Regions from separate parts of the Homo sapiens genome. Here region 1 is linked to region 2. Evidence: read pairs that join two places in POLR2A ChIA-PET (ENCODE). Cell type or tissue: MCF 10A. All regions are shown on one strand. Each heading gives the region's core, and the rest is flanking DNA. Links, peaks and the distances in the headings are about the cores only. Region 1 overlaps KIAA1217. Region 2 overlaps KIAA1217.

Evidence for each region. Peaks named below come from ENCODE experiments on the same cell type or tissue, not always from the same donor. Only the 100,000 strongest peaks of a DNase experiment are listed, where the experiment ranks them.
Region 1: POLR2A ChIA-PET joins it to region 2 with 21 read pairs; 3 of 35 experiments call an interaction of 5 or more read pairs at or near these places.

What each region holds. Positions count from the first base shown.
Region 1 is chr10:24,414,392-24,417,304 of GRCh38, reverse strand. The region is part of intron 3 of KIAA1217; the gene reads right to left. Among named protein-coding and RNA genes, the nearest start is that of MIR603, 140 kb to the right of the region's middle. In MCF 10A, for the core only: no CTCF peak of the experiment used is centred there; a DNase peak (open chromatin) is centred at 1,354.
Region 2 is chr10:24,482,573-24,485,485 of GRCh38, reverse strand. All of the region lies in intron 6 of KIAA1217, which reads right to left. Among named protein-coding and RNA genes, the nearest start is that of MIR603, 210 kb to the right of the region's middle. In MCF 10A, for the core only: no CTCF peak of the experiment used is centred there; DNase peaks (open chromatin) are centred at 645 and 1,585.

The DNA of each region.
Region 1 (2,913 bases), core at 127-2,626, 68 kb after region 2:
TACGGCCAGCCAGGGAGGGTGAGGCAGGCTCTCAGCAGCTGTTCCTCTTCTGGGCAGATTTTTCTCAGCTTCTTCTTAGGTATCTGAGGGGGAGGCTCAGATTTTTTTCCCCAGAGGGTGGGGAGAAAGACTGTGTGGGCAGTTTGAGGAAATTCATATCACGCTGGCCTTCATCTTGGAGCTCTTAAAAAAAACAAAAGACTCGCTGTATCTCTTACGTGACCTGAAAACATAAAGGAACCTAATCCATCCATTGCCAGCTCTCATAGAAATGATCAGCTTCCCTAAATCCTTGTGACTGACTTGATGGAAGTACAGGGATTAGGGGTATAAGTCCTGAAGGAATAAGGGTCAAACTGTGGAATGGAGGAGGAGTCTGGGAAGGGAGTCCTTGTCCCGTAATCCTTGCCTGACATTGGTGTATGCACCCCTCACACTGAGGGGTGACCAAAGAATGCTGTTTGCAGGGCACATGGAGGGAACCTGCCCGTGTAGTTGAGGAAAATCACTCACGTGTGCCTGAGCCTCCTTGCAAAGCGGAAGGGAGCTGGAGGGAGGATGAAGAGGAGGGAAGATGGCTTGCTGCAGGCTGGGATGTGGGGGGGACCCTTCCTGATCACATGATCCAGCCCACAACTGTGAGGGCTCAGAGAAGTCTAAAATCAAATCTGGCATCCTCGGTCATCGTGAAGGTAAATTTGTCAAAGTATGAGGATAGAACACATTTTATCTAATAGTTTGTTAGCTTGATTTATACCTTTAAAAATATTTAGACATGGGCATATACAAGCCTCTGGATTCTTGCCCCAGGCAGGCTTGTGTGTGATGCAGAAAGACAAGGGGTGTTTCCCAAGCGTCAGCATCAAAGCCAGGAACAGAACCTTCTCTGCCTTTTGGCATTCAAGTTGTGCTGTCCACTCTATGAACAGGTTATTTTATTTTTATTTCTTAAGTAGTGCTATGGAGGTGGATACCTGAGTACCCTCTACTTCTGCAGGGATCTGATTATTTTTGGTTTTATGCTAGTAGCAAAAACTGAGTCACGCTGAGCTGCTTTTAGGGTATCCAAAGTTTATATATTGGGGAACAACTTTTGTTACCATTTACGCTCTAAAGTTTTCCTGTTACTGTTATGTAATAATTACGTCGTTATTTGTTCAGTCTCTGGTTCACTACTGAAAGCTTTCAATAGGCTTTCCTAGGGCTGTTAGAAAAGTTTCCTCCCTTGTAACAGGGTACAGCTGCCCTGGGGACACTCTCAGGCAAATCCAGCCTGACTGCAGCCTGAAGCCAGCAGCCAGCCGGATCATCCCTTCCTAGGCTAGTCCCTGGCTCTCTGCCCACTCCCCTCCCTGGGTCTCCCTGCTGTTCCCAGCACAGCTCCTCCCACGTCCTCAGGCCCACGCCACAGGGTGTGGATCTGCTGGCAGCCTTGTCTGTGTCTTCTGCCTTTACACACCCTGCCCCTGTGGGAGAACTGGAATGTCCTTCTCTCAGCCCTGGCCAGAGCAATAAAGGGGTTCCTGAGGGAGCTACTGCTTTTGAGGGTCCAGAGAGATGGCACTGAAAAGGGCCCAATTCTCTAAGGCTGGGGATGAGTGCTCAGATCACAGTCTTGTGTGTGAGTGTGCAAGAGTGTGTGAGTCTCAAGCAAAGGCGGAAGGGGGTTGAGACCGATCTGTTGGCCTCATGTTCAGATCTAGGTCATTTGGTGGCTTGTGTTCTGGTAGGGAAGGGGGTTTTTACAATGTGTTTGTAAGGCTTATCTAATGTTTGTAAAGTCTGTAAAGTGTATCTTTATATGCTTTTTTTTTTCCCCAAGAGCAAGTGGGAAAGAAGAGTCACTGCTAGTGGAAGTACAGGTGCAAGGAGGGTAACAAGATATCAAGTGGCTGGGTGTGGTGGCTCATGACTGTAATCCCAGCACTTTGGGAGACCAAGGTGGGTGGATTACCTGAGGTCAGGAGTTCGAGACCAGCCTGGCCAACAAGGTGAAATCCTGTCTCTACTAAAACTACAAAAATTAACCGGGCATGGTGGCAGGTGCCTATAATCCCAGCTATTCAGGAGGCTGAGGCAGGAGAATCGCTTGAACCTGGGAGGTGGAGGTTGTAGTGAGCCGAGATCACTCCACTGTGCTCCAACCTGGGTGACAACAGAAAGACTCTATCTCAAAAAAAAAAAAAAAAAAAAAGAGAGAGATCAGGCTACCATGCTGCTCCAGACTGCCGGGCCTCCAACCATGCAGGGACTTTAAGAGCAGCCATCTTGGGGACAGTCATTCCCATGACTTAAATCTCCAAGGCTGGGCTTCACAAACCTAGCTTTCCAATCCGCCCTTAAAAAACTCCAGAAGACTTTTTGGTTGTACCTTTATCTTTTGTTCTCCTCTGATACCTTCTAAAGAGGCATTTAAGAGGCATCACACATGGCTACTTCCTCCTAGACATTTCCTTTTGAAGTTCTGGCGCTGCCTTTTAAGAGTCACTTCTGTTCTCAACCACAAGATCACACAATAAAGAACAAATGTCTGAGGGTGGCGAAACCATGCAGGGCCCCATTTGAACAGCTCTGAGAGTGGTGGGTGGGGCGAGTCCGCAAGGACAAGGTGCCCATCCTCCGATGGGTCCATGTCCCCAGATCTTCCCATCACCACCTGTAAAATACAACTCCTGCTTCCAGATTCACCATAAATCACCTTTCTCTCCCCATTACATACAGAGGTAGAAGTCCCCCTAAATGCCTCATGATCAAAACGACAATTGTTGGCTTTCCAACTCAAGGCACTGGGAAAAAAGCAATCAACCCTATAAGTACCCCCTCCCATCTGCTTTGTTACCTGAGGAACTTATCAAGCAAAGTCATCATACTGAGCTACCCCAATCATAACATGCATTAAACAAGTTGAGCACC
Region 2 (2,913 bases), core at 241-2,740:
GCAAAGCCTTGAGTTTGGAGAGGAGCCAGTCAGTTAGACATTTGGTGGAAGAATGCACGAAGCAGCAGAAAGAGCAAAGGTGAATTCTCCAAGGTCAGAAAGTCCTGGACAAGGTCAATTACAGGAAGTGAGGGAACATGGAGTTGAGTTCTTGGCAGGCCACGGAAAAGGCTGAACGAACCCTTACTCTGTAGAGGAAACAGTCTCAGAAGGCCCCTACCCCTTGTTAAACAGGGGTACCCATTCTCTCACACCCACTACCCACAGAAATCCAGCCTCACTTAGAATCCTGGAATTACATAAGTTTCTGGTTGGAAGGGATTTACATAAATCCCATAGCTCTTCCCATTCTGGGTCTGTGATCTTGAATGAAGCTATTAAAAAAAAAAAAAAAAAGCGGGCAGGTCCAACCAGGAGGTCCAAGCTCAGTCCCACCCAGGCCTGGTGTTCCCCGCATGCACAATTGGCTTCCCAGGTTCTAGCAGTGCTCTGCCCAGCACAGCAAATGCACTTAGGGAAGGCTCCAGGCAGCCTTTAATCTATTTCACAATTCACTTTCTGTGTAGGCTGTTCTGGATGGGACCAGGAAACAGCCCCAAGTCAGGAATAAGGACACAACCCCCCTCAGATCCGAAGGGCTGGCACAACTCTATGGCTTCATGGTTTTATGTCAATGAAAAATTTATTCATAGAAAACTGTCCAGTACACAAAGTGATCTAATAGCTATTTTCATTTAAATTGCACAGAACTTGTCCCTCTGCCAGGCACAGTGGCTCACACTTGTAATCCCCAAATTTTGGGAGGCTGAGGTGGGGGAGGCTTGCTTAAGCCCAGGAGTTCGAGGCTGCAGTGAGCTATGATTGCACCACTGCGTTCCAGCCTGGGTGACAGAGCAAGACCACATCTCTAAAATAATAATACATTGAAAAATAAAAATAGGCCATACACGGTGGCTCACACCTGTAATCCCAGCACTTTGGGAGGCCGAGGTGGGCGGATCCCTTGAAGTCAGGAGTTCAAAACCAGCCTGGCCAACATGGTGAAACCTTGTCTCTACTAAAAATACAAAAAATTAGCTGGGCTACTGTGGTGGGCTTCTGTAATACCAGCTACTTGGGAGGCTGAGGCAGGAGAATTGTTTGAACCCGGGAGGCGGAGGTTGCAGTGAGCCGAGATCATGCCACTGCACTCCAGCCTGGGCAACAGAGCGAGACTGTTTCAAAAAAAAAAAAAAAAAAAAAAATATATATATATATATATGTATATCTATCTATCTATATATATGTATATCAATATATATGTATATCTATATATATATACACACACATATACATATATACATATATATACACATAAATATAATAAAAATAAAAATAAAAATTGCACAGAACTCTTGAGTAGATTATCATCCCCTTATTAGGACAAAAGACACTGAGGCTTAGCCAGGCAGGGCTTTTCTTAGGGAAACAGATCAATTAGCTTGCAGGCTTTCTCGGATCCAGGGCTCTCTGTGGCACTGAGCTGCCTCCCTTAGTGACTCACATCTAGGGTGAGGCACTTCACTTCCTGTTGGCTCTCTGCTGGGTGCCTAGAGCCGCCACTCCCCAGGGCAAGCCTACACCCTGCTTTATGAAATCACCTGTTTTGCATTTTCTTTCTCTTCCCTGAGGCTAATCTGGAACATTTGTGTTCTGGAATTGACATCTCATTTTTTGCACAGGTACAAACAGGTAGGAATAGCAGTTGCTTCATGTTATGGGCCAGCTGAACACGGCCAGCTAATTTACCTTCAAATGAGAGACGGTGTCAGGAGAGATGGTCTCTTGAGTGGACCTCATGGTGACTGTGGAAATGAACTCCCCACTCTCGCCTGCTTTAGAGCTGTAAATCTTAGGGCGGACTCAAAAGAAATAAAATAATGACTCTTAGGGAAAAGAAAAAAACATTTGCTATATTTGGTCTCTCTAGTGCATTTCCTTTTTGTTTTGTCTTAGTTACTTGTGCTTGCAAAGACAAAATGTGAGGGGGGCCACGGCGAGTCCTGAGCTGAGGCTCGACATGAAAGGTCTCACGTTTTAACGGGGTCACTCTGGCCTCCCCAATGAGAACAGGCGGAAGGTGGGCAGGGACTGAGTGGGGAGACCTTTTGGGAGACCACTGTAGCAAGTCAGGTGAGAGATGGAGGTGGAGTGGCCCAGTGGGTGGCTGTGAGGTCAAGAGCAATGGCTGGAGCCACCCTTAAGGCAGCAGGATAGCGAAATGTCATTTAACTAGAGTAGCTCCCATCCTTGGACCTTTAGGAAGTCTCCTTGCTGTTTCTCCTGCTGTAAAGTCAGCTATTAGGACCCAGTATTCTCCAAGGTCTCTTTAGCTTTGAGGATGGACAAGGAGACAGAGGAAGTATTTACTGGTGATACAAGTTGGCCCTGCATGAGTATATACAGACTTTTTTTTTTTTTTTTTTTGAGACAGGATCTTGCTCTGTTGCCCAGGCTGGAGTGCAGTAGTGCAATCATAGCTCACTGCAGCCTCCAACTCCTGGGCTCAAGTGATCCTTCCACCTTAGCCTCCTGAGCACCTAGGGCTACAAGCATGTGCCACCACACCTAATTTTTCAAAAAGTCTTTTGTAGAGATGGGATCTCACTCTGTTGCCCAGGCTGGTCTTGAACTCCAGGGCTCAAGTGGCCCTCCTGCCTCAGCCTCCTAACATGCTGGAATTACAGGCATGAGTTACTGCACCCAGTTCAATACAGACTTTTTAAGATCTGTGATTTTTGAAAGTTAGAATTCATGCTTAGACCCAGCTGTATTTTTTGAATCACTTCATTCATGAAAAATGAAGTCCAGAATTCAAATAAGGACAAGTGTAATCTCCATGGTTTCCGCCAGACAGAAGGACAAGTAAATCAC